Regions from separate parts of the Homo sapiens genome. Here region 2 is linked to region 1. Evidence: chromatin contacts called from ENCODE Hi-C or POLR2A ChIA-PET data. All regions are on one chromosome and are shown on one strand. Each heading gives the region's core, a stretch centred on a gene start or an enhancer-like site at or near the end of the contact. The rest is flanking DNA. Distances are from core to core; before and after follow the strand shown.

What was found. A loop is a pair of places that touch in the nucleus more often than their neighbours do. ChIA-PET counts read pairs that join two places held with the same protein, here RNA polymerase II (POLR2A). Pooled maps may share reads with other maps.
Region 2: a loop to region 1 is called in a map of CD8-positive, alpha-beta T cell, with 11 times the contacts of the local background. The contact joins the promoter of TMEM221 here to the promoter of CCDC194 in region 1. A Hi-C loop is called at or near these places in 11 of 168 maps with a recorded cell type or tissue (CD4-positive, alpha-beta memory T cell, CD8-positive, alpha-beta T cell, HCT116 and 7 more), 3 of 37 single-sample maps with no recorded cell type and 21 of 50 pooled maps. POLR2A ChIA-PET finds 5 or more read pairs at or near these places in 23 of 52 experiments (A549, AG04449, B cell and 16 more).

The regions. Positions count from the first base shown.
Region 1 is chr19:17,388,262-17,395,923 of GRCh38, forward strand. It overlaps CCDC194 (coiled-coil domain containing 194), which reads right to left and starts at 5,935. Exons shown (of 4, transcript NM_001395222.1): 1 at 5,574-5,935; 2 at 3,489-3,585; 3 at 2,950-3,082; 4 at 1-2,398. The coding sequence starts at 5,897. The coding sequence ends at 2,248. RefSeq lists silencers at 2,819-3,058, 3,069-3,258.
Region 2 is chr19:17,445,547-17,453,208 of GRCh38, forward strand. It overlaps TMEM221 (transmembrane protein 221), which reads right to left and starts at 3,122. Exons shown (of 3, transcript NM_001190844.2): 1 at 2,597-3,122. The coding sequence starts at 2,916. RefSeq lists a silencer at 3,136-3,255.

The sequences.
Region 1 (7,662 bases), core at 4,685-7,184:
TGATCATGGCTCACTGCAGCTTCCACCTCCTGGGCTTAAGTGATCTTCCTGCTTCAGCCTCCCAAGTAGCTGGGACCACAGGTGCATGCCACCAAGCCTGGCTACTTTCTTCTCTTTCTTTCTTTTCTTTTTTGTCTTTCTTTTTTCTTTCTTTCTCTTCTTTCTTTTCTTGAAGGGGTTTTGCTCCAGTCACCCTAGCACGATCTTGGCTCACTGCAGCCTCTGCCTCCCAGGCTCAAGTGATCCTCCCACCTCAGTCTCCGAAGTAGATGGGACCACAGGTGCATGCCACCATGCCCAGCTAATATTTTGTATTTTTGGTAGAGAATGGGTTTCACCATGTTGCCCAGGCTGGTCTCAAACACCTGAGCTCAAGTGATCCACCCGCCTCAGCCTCCCAAAGAATTTTGAAACAATTATTTGTAGAGACAGGGTCTCCCTATGTTGCCCAGACTGGTCTTGAACTTCAGGGCTCAAGAGATCCTCCCGCCTTAGCCTCCCAAAGTATTGGGCTTACAGGCATGAACCACTGTGCCCAGCATGATTTTCTTAATAATTTTTTTATAGCTTTAATTTTTCATGTTTAATTTTTGAGACCGGGTCTTGCTCTGTCACTCAGAGGACTGAAGTGCAGTGGTGTGATCATGGCTCACTGCAAACTTGACGTCCTGGGCTCAAGTGATCCTCCCGCCTCAGCCTCCCAAGTAGCTGGGGCTACAGATGCATGTCACCATGCTCAGCTAATTATTGATATTATTTGTAGAGACAGGTTCTTGCTATGGTGCCCAGGCTGGTCTTGAACTCCTGGGCTCAAGTGATCTTCTTGCTGTGGCCTCCCAAAATGTTGGGATTACAGGCGTGAGCCACCACACCTGGCCAGCTTTGAGTTTGGAGGAGTCAAAGTTATGTGTGAATTTTCAACTGCATGGAGAACTGGTGCCCATAACCTTTGTGTTGTTAAGGAGTTGGAGATTAATCCACCAAATTTTCTGTAAGTCTGAAGTTATGCCAAATATAAAGGTTAAATTTAGATAACAAGCTAAAAATGTTTAAAGGTTAGAAAAACAAGAAAACCCACTAATACATTCATGTGAAATTGAGCAATATAAAATTGTCCATATTTCAATGATTTTTGACCCATATAAACAGCTCTTTCTTGTGATTCAACCTACAGATTCTCTTCCTTTTAGTTGTAGCTTTTATTTTTCTTGTGTAATTGCATTGGCTTGTACTCCCAGAAAAAAAACTACTTGACAGTGGACGTCCTCACCTTGGCACTGATTTTGATGTGTTTTTTCCCCCACAATTTATACATTTCCTCATTTGATCTATTAGTATAGCAATTAACAGACTTGGCAATATTGAACCATTGCTCTGTCTCAGGCATAAGTCACCTTTGTTGCAGTGTAGGTTAAAAACATGGGCTGGGAGCGGTGGCTCACACCTGTAATCCCAGCACTTTGGGAGGCCGGGTGGGCGGATCACCTAAGCTCAGGAGTTCGAGACCAGCCTGGCCAACATGGTGTAACCCCGTCTCTACTAAAAATACAAAAATCAGCTGGGCGTAGTGGTGGGGGCCTGTAATCCCAGCTACCTGGGAGGCTGAGGCAGGAGAATTGCTTGAACCTGGGAGGTGAAGGTTGCAGTGAGCCCAAATTGTGCCACTGCACTCCAGCCTGGGCGACAACAGCAAAACTCCATCTCAAAACCAAACCAAAACAAACATGTTACTTGGTTCTTTTTGTTTAAATTCCATCTGGGAGTTTTGTACCCTTCTCACAGGGTTAGGGATTTGCGGTTTTCCTATTGTGCCACCTTTGTCAGCTTTTGTTGTCAAATCAGCTCCCTATCATGAGTCCAATCACCCATTTTACAGATAGGGTAAACTGAAACCCAAAGAGGGAAAGTGACCCTTTCCGGTTTTTCCTGAGCCAGGGCTAGACCTCCAGTCCTCATATCTGTGGGATGACGGCAACATTGTTGTTAGAGGGGACTTCAAATCCCAGCTAAGCACTAGCTCACTGCATGATCACTTGGGCCTCAGTTTCCCTGTCTGTAGAATAAGCACTTTACATGGTGGGGGAGAGAGGGCTGAGGCACCTTTCTGTGCAGTTTCCGTTCAGGACGTCTCCAGGGTCTAAAGCTGAGTGTCGCATCCAGCGTGGGGGTGCCTCTATACACGTCCCCGCAGACCCCCCCCCCATATGTGTCCTCCAGGCCGACGCCCCCTTCCGGCAGGGGGCCGACTCACCCTCGTGCGCGCCGCGCCGGCCGCCGGCAGCCCCCGGAGGGTCCGGAGCGAGAGCGCGAGCGAGGGCTGGGCCGGGGTCGGGACCCCGAGCGGGGACGCGGCCGGGGCACTCTGCGCTGTGGGCTCATCTCGGCTTCCAGGACGTTACTGCCGGGAAGGGGGAAGGGGGCTGTCAGCCTCTGGACCCCTGTCCCCAGACATCGCCAGCCCTCATCCGCCAGAGCGTCCCTTTGCTGGGAACTCCATCCCCAGAGATCCCCATCTCCCAGGGTTTCCCGCTCCCCAGGATCCGGCATCCGTTCTCGACCCCCAGCCATTCCCGGGACGCCTCCCTAGAGACTCCCAGCTACATCCCCAGAAGCTCTGTCCCCCTACCACCAGCCTCTCCCTCGATACTCCCTTTTCCTTGCTCCCTTCTCTTCCGTTCCCCGTCCCTCTCGGGGCTCCCACCGACGCTGGATCCTGGGGACCTAAGTTTCTAGAATGCCCGCCCCAGCCTGGAATCCCAAGAGAGTCCACTCCCTTCTCCATCCTTAGGTTCCAATTCCAGGATCCCCCTATTAAATCAACAATGCCCCCCCCCCACCACAATTCCACGCCCAAAGTAATGATTGGCCGAAAGAATGCAGCCCTGCGCAAGCATTGGTCGCGCCCTCCCCGTCCATCCGACCCCGCCCTCGGGCCAGCCCCTCACTCACAGGCGTTCGCGCAGCGCCGCCTCCCGGGCCGCACAGGCTTCGCCCTCGGCCTCCGCCACGCCTGCGCGCCGCAGAGCCTCGTCCAGCCGCCGCGTAGACTCCGTGGCCGCCGCCTCCCAGCGCGCCAGGGCCTCTGGGGGCGCAGGGAGCCGGGTCAGGCTGGAGACTCCCGCGCCCACCCGCCCCACGCACGCCGGAATCCAAGTTGATAGTCTGCATGCCGTTTGCACGCTTTCCTTTATTTGAATTAAATTAGTGTGTACCATTGCATGGCTTCCACGTGCCATTTGCATAGCTTTTCATAGGTTTGCATTGCTTTCGTGAGTCGTTTACAAGGAGTTTGCATGTTTTGTGGCATTTGCCTTGTTTTTGTGACATTTGCATGGCCTCTGCATGTTGTTTGCATTCTTTTCATAAGTTTTTGCGTTTATATCCGTGTTATTTGCATTACGTTTGCAACTGTGCTTGTTTGGATAACTAGGATTCACCTAGGCTCCTCCCACTTCTATCCCTGCCCACTCCCTTACACCCCAACGCACCTGTCAGCGCCCCGTTCTCGGCCCCCATCTGGGTCCCCTGTGCCTTGGCTTCGTCCATCTCAATCTTCAGTGTCGTTAGTTGGGTCTGAAGCCGGCTCTGAGGAGTGGAGGGGAAGTGGGAGGGGGTGTAGGCAGAGGAGAGGAGGAGTGATTCGGCCTGGCCCTTTTGGGGACAGTGAGAAGCCACCTGCGACCCTGTGTCCTGAGCTTTGTGTGGAATGTCCTTTGGGGCCTTGTAGTTGTAAAATACAGAAGTGGCTTCTGAAGCCTGGGGCACCGAGTGGTGACAGCTGCCTGCCTGGAGGGAGATCTCTGCCCAGGTCCAACGCCACCAACCCTAAGCCACCAGAAAGTGGAGAGTGCTGAGCTCTGCGGTCAGATTCAAGTTCCACTTTCAGCTCCATCTGGGACTAGCTGATGGGATTTCAAACCAACAAAGTTAGCCGGGCGTCGTGGCTCACGCCTGTAATCTCAGCACTTTGGGAGACCGAGGCAGGCGGATCACTTGAGGCCAGGAGTTCGAGACTAGCCTGGCCAACATGGTGAAAACCCATCTCTACTTAAAAAAAAAAAAAAAATAGCAGTGTGTGGTGGTGGGCGCCTGTAATCCCAGCTCCTCAGGAGGCTGAGACAGGAGAATCGCTTGAACCTGGGAGGTGGAGGTTGCAGTGAGCTATTGTGCCACTGCACTCCAGCCTGGACAAAAGAGCATGACTCCGTCTCAGAACAAACAAACCCAGCAACAACAAAAACCAACACAGGGCAATTTGATGGTTGACAATGATTGAATTTTTGGGGTATGTGTCGGTTGCCTGTGTAGGACATTCTGCAAAACGACTGGTTCGGCTTCCTCAGTGCGTCTTACAGCAAGGGGGCAGAGCCAGAACCTGTACTTGGAGTAGGATCCTCTTAACCTCGACTGCCCCAGTCCCTTCTCTTGGTCCAGGGGGCAGAAAAGGGGTAGGGGTTTATTTGGATTTATTTATTTATTTTGAGATGGGGTCTTGCTCTGTCGCCCAGGCGGGAGTGCAGTGGTGGGATCTCAGCTCACTGCAACCTCCGCCTGGGATTACAAGCATGCGCCATCACACCTGGCTAATTTTTGTATTTTTAGTAGAGACGGGTTTTCACCACATTGGCCAGGCTGGTCTCGAACTCTTGACCTCAACTGATACACTCGCCCTGGCTTCCAAAAGTGCTAGGATTACAGGCGTGAGCCACTGCGCCCGGCCCCATTTTGATTTTTAATATTCAGATGCTGCACTACCTCGGCTGGGCTGGGAGGTTGGGGTGGAATGGGGGGTGTGCACAGAGGTATACAGTAGTCACTCCATAAATGGAAATGGCTGGGATTTTAAGGACAGTTCTTTTGGCAGGCTCAGGGCTGGAAAAGGTTAAGAAAAAGTCTGAAGGGTTAGTCAGAGGAAAAGGAGGACCCAGCAGGTACCTCCCCCAAGAGGCCAACTTTAGCCTCCTAATTACAGGTGACATGTATGTCCCTCTCTCAAAATAGGGCTGCTGGAAACTGGCTGGAGTGGGGCTGAGTTGGCACATGGAGGAGGGCCTCCAGTGGTCTGGCGTTTCTCCAGACACCATTTATCTGGCAAATAGCAAAGGACAGTGAGACTTTTTTTTTTTTTTTTTTTTTTTTTTTTTTCAGATGGAGTCTCGCTGTGTCACCCAGGCTGGAGTGCAGTGGCGCGGTCTCAGCTCACTGCAACCTCCACCTTCCGGGTTCAAGCGATTCTCCCGCGTTAGCCTCCTGAGGAGCTGGGATTACAGGCGTTCACCATCACGCCAGGCTAATTTTTGTATTTTTAGTAGAGACAGGGTTTCACCATATTGGCCAGGCTGGTCTCGAACTCCTGACCTCAGGTGATCCACCTTTCTGATCAGAAGGTAGACTCCATGGTGAGCTGACATCTAAGGGTTGGAAGGCATTAGGGCGCTATTCTCAATACCCTCTCAATTCGAGGAACTGGGGAAACCGAGGCACAGGGAGGGAACCCTGGAGTTGTGTGGGCAGGCCGTCTCTTATCTCAACATTCTGGATTCCCGAGCTCCCCCTCTACCCGGCCCACCTACCTGGCGGCCTTCACAGGCCTTTAATGCCTTCTCCAACTCGTGCCGGATACTTTCCGCCTGGTCCAGCTGCCTGGCTAGGGCCTCCTCCCGCTCGGCAGCCTCTGCCAGCCGGCGCCGCAGGTCGTCGACCCCAGGCGGCGGGTCCCCGGGCGGCGCCGTGGCATTGGCCCCTGGCTCCGGGCAGCGAGGTCCCCGAGCAGCCGAGGCGGCCAGATTCCAGGCTACCAGGGCCCCGCCGGCTGCTGCCGCAGCCAGGAACACGGCCACCCCGCACAGGGCGAGCACCCGCCAGGCACGCCCGGGCTCCGGCCCCGGCTCGGCCATGCCGCGGTCCACAGCTCTGGCCCCAGACGGCCACGAATATTTAATTGGCACCTTGGGGCGCCAGGGACACCCACGGTTCCGCCCAGCCTGGCCGTGGCTTCCCAGGCCGTTGGGAGGGGTTGGACCCCCTCCAGGGGCTGGTCCATCCCGTCGAGCCCAAGAAAGGACTAGGGGTTCTGGGTTCCTGCATCCCACGTGCTGCCCTCTGTGCCTCAATTTCCCCCTTTGTGAAATGGGGAGAGTATTAACTCCTGCTTGGTAGGGCTTGGTAGGAATCAAGCTGGCACATCTGTAGGAAGCGCCAAAGACCGCATCTGCAAACGAAGTGCTTGGCTATCATTTGGGGATATGTCGTTTCCAATATTTTTTAATCTTAATTTTGTGTGTTTGTGTCGCCCAAGCTGGAGTGCAATGGCACAATCTTGGCTCACTGAAACCTCCGTCTCTGGTTGAAGCGATTCTCCTGCCTCAGCCTCCTGAGTAGCTGGGATTACAGGCGACTGCCATCACGCCCAGCTAATTTTTATATTTTTAGTAGACACGGGGTTTCACCATGTTGGCCAGGCTGGTCTCGAACTCCTGACCTCAAATGATCTGCCCACCTCGGCTTCCCAAAGTGCTGAGATTACAGGCGTGAGCCCCCGCGCCCGGCTAATTTTAATTTTTTTTGTTTGATTGTTTTTTTGAGACAGGGTCTCGCTATGTTGCCCAGGCTGGTCTTGAACTCCTGGGCTCAAGCGATCCTCCCGCCTTGGTCTCCCAAAGTGCTGGGATTAAAGGCGTGAGCCACCGCATCCGGCCTGTGGTTCCCATTCTGTTGACGGGGTAACCGCATTGGGAGATGGGAGGATACTCCACTGACTTACGGTTGGCAGAGTTTAGGCTGCCACGCCGGCTGTGAAGAGGACCGGAGGGTAGACAACAGGGTGGACCGGCCCCGTCTTCCCGCCTGCTCGCCACTGGGCAGCCAGAGGGCGATCTTACAACGTGATTACAATTGGGCTCTGGCTCCCCTTCCCTCTTAGAATACAACCCGTTCTCCCCTCCCCTTCCTTCCTCCTACTCTCCCTCCTCCCCCTCCTCCCTCCTCTTCCTGTTTCTCCTTCTCTATCTCCCCCTGCCCCTTCTCTCCCTCCTTACACCTTCAAGGACCTGATCACACCTTTAAGGTCATTTTCTTTTCACTCCTTCCTGTAGCCTCCCCAAGGTTCTTCCACCAAGTGCATTCCCATCGCAGGGCCTTTACACCTTCTCCTCCTCTGCCTGGCTAATTGCTGCTCTGCTAACAGGTCCCCTCCTACAGAAAGTCCCCCTCTTCAACACTACCTCCTTTTGATCAGCTCCTAGGGCCCTAACATTAAAAAGGTAATGGCAGGCCGGGCGCAATGGGTCACGTCTGTAATCCCAGCACTTTGGGATGCCGAGGCGGGTGGATCACCTGAAGTCAGGAGTTCGAGACCAGCCTGGCCAACATGATGAAACCTCATCTCTTTTAAAAACACAAAAATTAGTCGGGTGTGGTGGCGGGCGCCTGTAATCCCAGCTACCTGGGAGGCTGAGGCAGGAGAATGGGTTCAACCCAGGAGGGGGAGGTTGCAGTGAGCTGAAATCATGCCATTGCACTCCAGCCTGGGCGACAAGAGCAAGACTCTGTCTTAAAAAAAAAAAAAATTAGCCAGGTGTGGTGGCTGGCGCCTTTAATCCCAGCTACTCAGGAGGGTGAGGCAGGATAATCTCTTGAACTCGGGAGGTGGAGGTTGCAGTG
Region 2 (7,662 bases), core at 1,872-4,371, 54 kb after region 1:
TATCCATTCATCCATTCATCCATTTATCCACCCATTCACCCATTTGTCCACTCATCCATCCATCCACCCATCCATCCATATGCCCATTCATCCATCCACCCACTTACCCATCCATCCATCCATCCATTTATCCATTCATCCATTCATCCACCCATTCATCCATCTGTCCACTTATCCATCCACCCATCCATCCATCCATACTTCCACTCATCCATCCATCCACTTATCCATCCATCCATTCACTTATCCATCCATCAAACCAGTCATCCATCCACTCATTCATTCATCCATCCACTTATCAATTCATTCATCCATCCACTTATCCATCCATCGGCCCCACCCATTCATCCATCCATACAATCATTTAGATATCCACCATCCACTATCTGATATCTATCCATTTATCTATGCTCCATCCATCCACACATCCATTTTTCCAAGTCAGTGTCCACCATCCATTTACCATTCATATTCATTGATTATTTGACCAGCACTCATATACAGCCTTCCATCCATTTAACCATGTGCTATTCATCCATCCATCCATTCATTTAAACACCCTCTGCTATCCTATCTATCCATCCCTCACCCACCCATCCACTGGTCATCCATCTTCCATTCACTATCCATCCACCCCTCATCCATCCATCCATCCATCTATCCATCCATCCATTCATCCTTCCTTACTTCGATCCATCCACCATCCATTCTCTTTCCCCTATAACCCATCTATATGCATGAGTCCACTCAAACACTCAACACTCAGGATGCAGCTACTATGTGCAGATACTTGCTACACACCTGGCTTCCATTATTTTACAGACTACAAGCTTCTTTGAGAGATGAGGAAACTGAGTTTCACATGCTGTTATTGATGATACAAACCGCGACCCCAAGAGGTGAGACTGATTGAGGAGGAAGTGGAGGCTATAAGAGCTTCCATCCTCACTCAGCTCCCACCAGTATAATGAAAGTGGACGCCTTCCCCATCTTCCTGTCGCCTTCCCTCCTGTCCCCTTTTCAGCACAGTGGCTAGAGGTGGTCATTCAAAACCTAAATCAGATCACCTTCCTCCTTACTCACAACCCTCCTTAGCAGAAGAAATCCCAAAGTCCTATCTCCTCTCTATCCCATCTCTCTGTTTCCTTTCCTTCTCAGCACTCATTACCATCTGCTATTATTATTATTATTAGAGATGAGGTCTCACTATGTTGCCCAAACTAGAGTGCAGTGGTTATTCATAAGCATGATCATGGCTCACTGCAGCCTTGACCTCCTGGGCTCAAGGGATCCTCTTGCCTCAGCCTCTTAAGTGTATGGGACTACAGGCATGCACCACCACACCTAGCTAATTATTATTTTTTCTTTTTGTAGAGGCAAGGTCTTGCTATATTACCCAGGCTGGTCTCAAATTCCTGGCCTCCCAGCACTTTGGGAGGCCAAGGTGGGTGGGTCATTTGAGGTCAGGAGTTCAAGACCAGCCTGGCCAACATGGTGAAACCCCGCCTCTACTAAAAATACAAAAATTAGCTGGGTATGGTGGTGGGCACCTGTAATCCCAGCTACTCGGGAGGCTAAGGTGGGAGAATCGCTTGAACCCAAGAGGTGGAGGCTGCAGTGAACCGAGATAGCGCCACTGCACTCCAGCCTGGGTGACAGAGCAAGACTCTGTCTCAAAAAAAAAAAAAGAAAAAAAAATTCCTGGCCTCAAATGATCCTCCTGCCTCTGCCTCCCAAAGGGCTGGGATTGCAGGTGTGAACCACCATGCCTTGTCCTTGTTATGTTTCCTTATTTTCTGTGACCCCATGAGAGCAGGTCTGGGTCCACTTGGTCCCCGCTGTCTCTGATGCCCTGAGCCAGATCCATTCCCCTGCAGGCAGGCACCCAACAGATGTTTGCTGACCCGTGGGACCCATGCATTTCATTGTCCCTTGGGTGGAAGGTGCATGGTCTGGATAGGATCTACCTCAATGGTGGGAGTTCTCATCTGCTCAATTTCACAGAATTCTGGACTAGAATTTGGGCTCCTCTCCCCCGACATTCTGGAGAGAAACACTACCATGTGGGACAGCGGAGTCCTCAGCTCAAGGAGGGTTCCTCCTTCCACAACCACTGCCCCTGATAGGGGTCCCTCAATGACCACATCCCTGACTGAGTTCAGGTCCCTGAGGAAGGAACTCAATTTCAGACCAGGACACAGGCTCTGGCTGGCTCTACCCAGAACCAAGTTCAAGTCCAGCACTGTCCCGCCTCCCACCCACTTCCAAGCCAGACAGCCTGAGAGCTCAGCCTCCCCTGTTTGAGATCCAGGCAAGCTGATCCTGGACCCTCTTTGAGCCTCAGTTTCCTCATCTGCAAAATGCGAGACACAGCAGTGGTTGCACCTGCTGCAAAATTGAACAAATATAGAATGGAGGGAGGGAAGGAGGGAGGAGGAGAGGAAAGGAGGGAGGCAGAGAGACATGGAGTGGTGGGGAGAGGGAAGTGGGGAGGGAAGCTGTCCCCCCAGCCTGAGGCCAAAAGAGGGGAAGAGGCTCAACCAGGCTCACCCAGCCCCCAGCCGGGCCTCCGAGGCGGTGAGGCCAGTCCTCCTACCTCCTGGGGCCAGGCCCCCGCGCCAGCTCGGCGCCCAGGTGGCCACAGAGCGCGGCGAGCAGCAAGCAGGTGAACCCCAGCACGAGCACCAGCGCGGCCAGCGCGGCGGCCAGCGGCAGCAGCGTCCCGGCCGCGTCCTCTGGCAGCCCGGGGCCGGCGCCCAGCTCCTGGCCCAGCCCCTCGGCGCGCAGCCCCCGCAGCTCGGCGCGGCCCGCCTGCAGCTGAAACAGCAGCTGCGCGCCCAGCGCCGCCAGCACGGCCGCCGCGATGCCCAGCAGGGTCATTGCAGCCAGCACCCGGCCGCCGTAAGAACGGGCCATGGCGGGGGTTCCTGCGGGCCGGGGGAAGAGTTGAGGAATTGAAGTGGTTTTAGAGGGCAGGGGAGTTGGGGGGAATCCGAGGGTCCTCAGGGGGTCCCCGAGGGGGCGGGGCCGCAGGGAGTGTCTGAAAGTTCGGGGACTGGGCTGGGGGTCGCCAGACGGACGGGGGCTCCGGGGTGCTGGTCGCAGCCGGGACGCCGAATCTCCGCGAAAACTTGGGACAAAGTCTTTTCTCCTCCCTCCCGGGGCCCCGCGGGCGCCCCCTCTTGGTCCGCTGGGCCTGGCGGGGCGGGGCCTGGCACCGGGCGCAGGGCGGGGAGGCCCCACTAGGGACTGGATCGCGGGAACCCCACAGCTCGCTAAGTTCAGAAAAGGGCACCACCCCGCCCCCTGCCGCCCTAAGCATCGATTGTATTGTGGTTTAAAACAAGAAAAAGGAGGCCGGGGGCGGTGGCTCTCGCCTGTAATCCCAGCACCTTGGGAGGCCGAGGCGGGCGGATCACAAGGTCAAGAGTTCCAGACCAGCCTGGCCAATATGGTGAAACCCCGTCTCTACTAAAAATACAAAAATTAGCCGGGCGTGGTGGCCGGAGCCTGTAATCCCAGCTACTCGGGAGGCTGATGCAGGAGAATTGCTTGAACCCAGGAGGCGGAGGTTTCAGTGAGCTGAGATTACGCCATTGCACTGCAGCCTGGGCGACAGAGCGAGACTCCGTCTCAAAATTAATTAATTAATTAATTAAAAAATAAAAAATAAAGAGAAAGGAGGCCGGGCGCGGTGGCTCTCGCTTGTAATCTCAGCACTTTAGGAGTCCGAGGTGGGCGGATCACTTGAGGTCAGGAGTTCAAGACCAGCCTGGCCAACATGGTGAAACCCCCGTCTCTACTAAAAAAAAAAAAAAAAAAAAAAATTAGCCCGGCGTAGTGGTGCATGGCCTGTAATCCTAGCTACTCGGGAGGCTGAGGTTGGAGGAATGCTTGAATCAGGGAGGCGGAGGTTGCAGTGAGCCGAGATTGCACCACTGCACACTCCAGCCTGGCTGACAGAGTAAGACTCCATCAAAAAAAAAAAAAAAAAAAAAGAGAGAGAGAGAGAAAGGGCTGGGTGAGGTGGTTCACAACTGTAATCCCAGCACTTTGGGAGGCTGAGGCAGGAGGATGGCTTAAGCCCAGGAGTTTGAGACCAGCCTGGGCAACATAGCCAGACCCCATCTCTACAAAAAATAAGGAAGTCAGCCTGGTGTGGTGGTGCACGCCTGTGGACCCAGCTACTTTCGGGACTGAGACAGGAGGATCGCTTGAGCCCAGGAGGTCGAGGCTGCAGTGAACTGAGATCACGCCACTGCACTCCAGCCTGAGTGACAGAGCGAGGCTGTGTCTCAAAAAAGAAATAACAAAATTTAAAAATTCACTTTTCATTTGATCTCAACCCAGGGACTCTGTCATTGGCTGTGATTTCCCCTCTGCTTACTTCCTTCAAGCCTTTGGGTAACCGTTGCTTCCTCTAGGAGGCTAGGGAGAATCCTGGATCCCTTCCCCAACTGGTCCCCCAAATTATTCGCACAGCACTTTAAAAAAATCGAGATGAAACTTACATAACATAAAATTAATCATTTTATTCAGTGGCATTTAGTGTTGTACAATCATTACCTCTGTCTAGCTCCAGAAGATTTTCATCCCCCCAAAAGGAGACCCCATCCCCATTACCAGCCACTCCCCATTCCCCCTCCTCAAGTGGCTCACAACCATTAATCTACTTCTTGTCTCTGTCGATTTGCCTGTTCTGGACACTTCATATCAATGGAGTCATACAAGAGGTGGCATTCTGGCTTCTCTCACTCTGCATGATGTACTCAAGGTTCATCGAGGTTGTAGCATGGATCAGTGCCTCATTCCTTTTTATGGCTGCGTAATATTCCATAGCGTGTCTGGAACACATTGTGTTCATCCGTTCATCCATTGATGGGTATTTGTGTTGTTGGTTCCTTTTGGTGAAGGTGACTAATGCTGCTATAAACATGTGTGCACAGGTATCTTCTTGAGTCACTGCTGTCAATTCTTGTGGGGCGTGGACTCCTAGGAGTGGAGTTGCTGAGTCACATAGTTACTCTATTTTAACTCTTTGTGGAACCCTCAAACTTTTCCACAGCAGCTGCACCGTTTTCCATTTCCACCAGCAATGTCTGAGGTTTTTAAAAATAATTTTCTGCACATCCTCCCCAACACGTGTTTCCTCCTGCCCTCCTCCTCCTCCTCTTCCTTCTCCTCCTCCTCCTCCCTTCCTTCTCCTCCTCCTCCTTTCTTCCTCCTCCTCGTCTCCTCCTCCTCCTTCTTCTTTTTTTTTTTATCAGGGCCTTGCTCTGTCACCCAGGCTGGATTGCAGTGGTGTGATCATAGCTCATTACAGCCTTGACCTCCTGCTCAAGTGATCTTTCTGCCTCAGCCTCTCCCCAAGTAGCTGGGACCACAGGCAAGCATCAGCATGCCTGGCTAATTTTTAAGTTTTTTTTTTTTTTTCATAGAGATGGGGTCTTGTTATGTTGGTCTGGTCTCAAACTCTTTATACCCAAGTGATTCTCTCACCTCAGTCCCCCTAAATGCTGGGATTACAGGAGTGAGCCACCACACCCAGCCTCCTCCTTCCTCATAATAGCCTTTTTTTTTTTTTTTTTTTTTGAGATGAACTCTCACTCTGTTGCCCAGACTGGAGTGCAGTGGTGAGATCTCGGCTCACTGCAACCTCCACCTCCCGGGTTCAAGCGATTCTTGCACCTCAGCTTCCCAAGTAGCAGGATTACAGGTGCCTACCACCACACTCAGCTAATTTTTGTATTTTTAGTAGAAACAGGGTTTCACCATGTTGGCCAGGCTGGTCTCAAACTCCTGCCTCAAGTGATCCTCCCACCTCGGCCTCCCAGAGTGTTGGAATTACAGGTGTGAGCCACCATACCCAGCCAGTTTTTAAAATTTTTTTGTAGAGATGGGGTCTTGCTATGTTGGTCTTGTCTCAAACTTCTTATGCCCAAGTGATCCTCTCACCTCAGCCTCCTGAAGTGCTGGGGGATTACAGAGTGAGCCACCACACCCAGCCTCCTCCTCCCTGATAATAGTCATTCTGATGCTTATAAAGTAATATCTCATTGTGGTTTTTATTTGCATTTCCCTAATAACTAATGATGTTAAGCATCTTTTCATGGGCTTTTTGGCTGTTCATATATCTTCTTTGGAGAAATGTCTATTCAAATCCTTTCTCTATTTTAAATTAATTAATTAATTTTTTTGTAGCGATGGGGTCTTACTATGTTGTCCAGGCTCATCTGGAACTCTTAAGCTCAACTGATCCACCCACTGGGCCTCCCAAAGTGCTGGGATTACAGGCATGAGCCACTGCGCCTGGACTGGAATCAAGTTTTTTTTTCAGGTTTGAAAATTTTGGGGCCCCTTGAAAAGAGTTTGTGGGCCCTGTGCCCTCAGCCTCGTAGGTAAAATGGCCCCAAGGAAGAGTATGGGGTGAGGGTGACCCTTCACTTCCAGGTGGCCTCCTTCTTTGCTGTGTGACTTTGGGCACATCCCTTAACCTCTCTGGGCCTCTTCATATGTAGCAAGAACCTGTTCCTTCTTTCAATTGATTGATCGATTGATTGATTCATTCACTCATTCATCAGGCCTCAGCCCAACACTCATTCTTTCATCATCATCAGTGTTAGGGTGAATTTTCCATGTTTTCCAGGTAAGGAAAAGTCTCACGTTGAGGGCTCAGCAATTCATTTGGATCAGGGCTACAGTTTGCTCTGGGTGGTGGGAATACAGAGATACAAGATATTTTCATGTATTCATTCGACGAACATCAGTGGAGAGCCCATCTACGTGCTGGGCTCTGAGGACCCAGGGGTGACCAAGACAGGCCCAGCTCTCCCTTCTGGTGCTCACAGCCTGGTGGGGGAGGTGGAAACATACATGAAACCCCACAATAAGGGGACACTTACCTAAATGGCCAACATTCATTGCAGTGCTGGCTTAGGTTTTGCCATTATTTGTTGGGGTTGGGGGAACACAGATACCAAGGTCTGGTCCTGCTGTTTGTATGTGGGGTGATTCTCTAGTTTGGGGGTGTCTGGCTTCAACTTGGAAAGTTAACCCTGCAAGCAGGCCCCACACTGCTCTTGGTAGATGGTGAGCTCATCTACCTTGGCCTTTTGCTAAGCTGCCCTTCTCATTCCAGCTCAGACAGGTGGGGAGTGGGGAGGTGGGGATGGGGGGTGAGGCTTGGAGAGTTCCACCATACAGTCCAAGGCACACAGCCTGACAGGGACAGAGAGTGGACTCCCTCAACCTCACTGCCCAGATACGGATGGCTGGTCACTGCATGTTGGCTGGAATAATAGTAACAATGTTGACAGGTTACATCGCCTGTGATTTGTTGGAAAAGGGCAACCTGGTATGATTTACAGATAATTTAAGTGATTTTTATTTTTTTGAGACAGAGTCTCCCTGTGTCGCCCAGGCTGGAGTGCAGGGGTGCAATCTTGGCAGACTGCAACCTCCGCCTCCCAGGTTCAAGTGATTCTCATGCCTCAGCCTCCTGAGTAGCTGGGACTACAGGTGCGTGCCACCACGCCAGCTAATTTATATATATATATATATATATATATATTTTTTTTTTTTTTTTAGTAGAGACGGGGTTTTGTGACAGTGGCCAGGCTGGTCTTGAACTCCTGACCTCAGGTGATCCACTTGCCTCGGCCT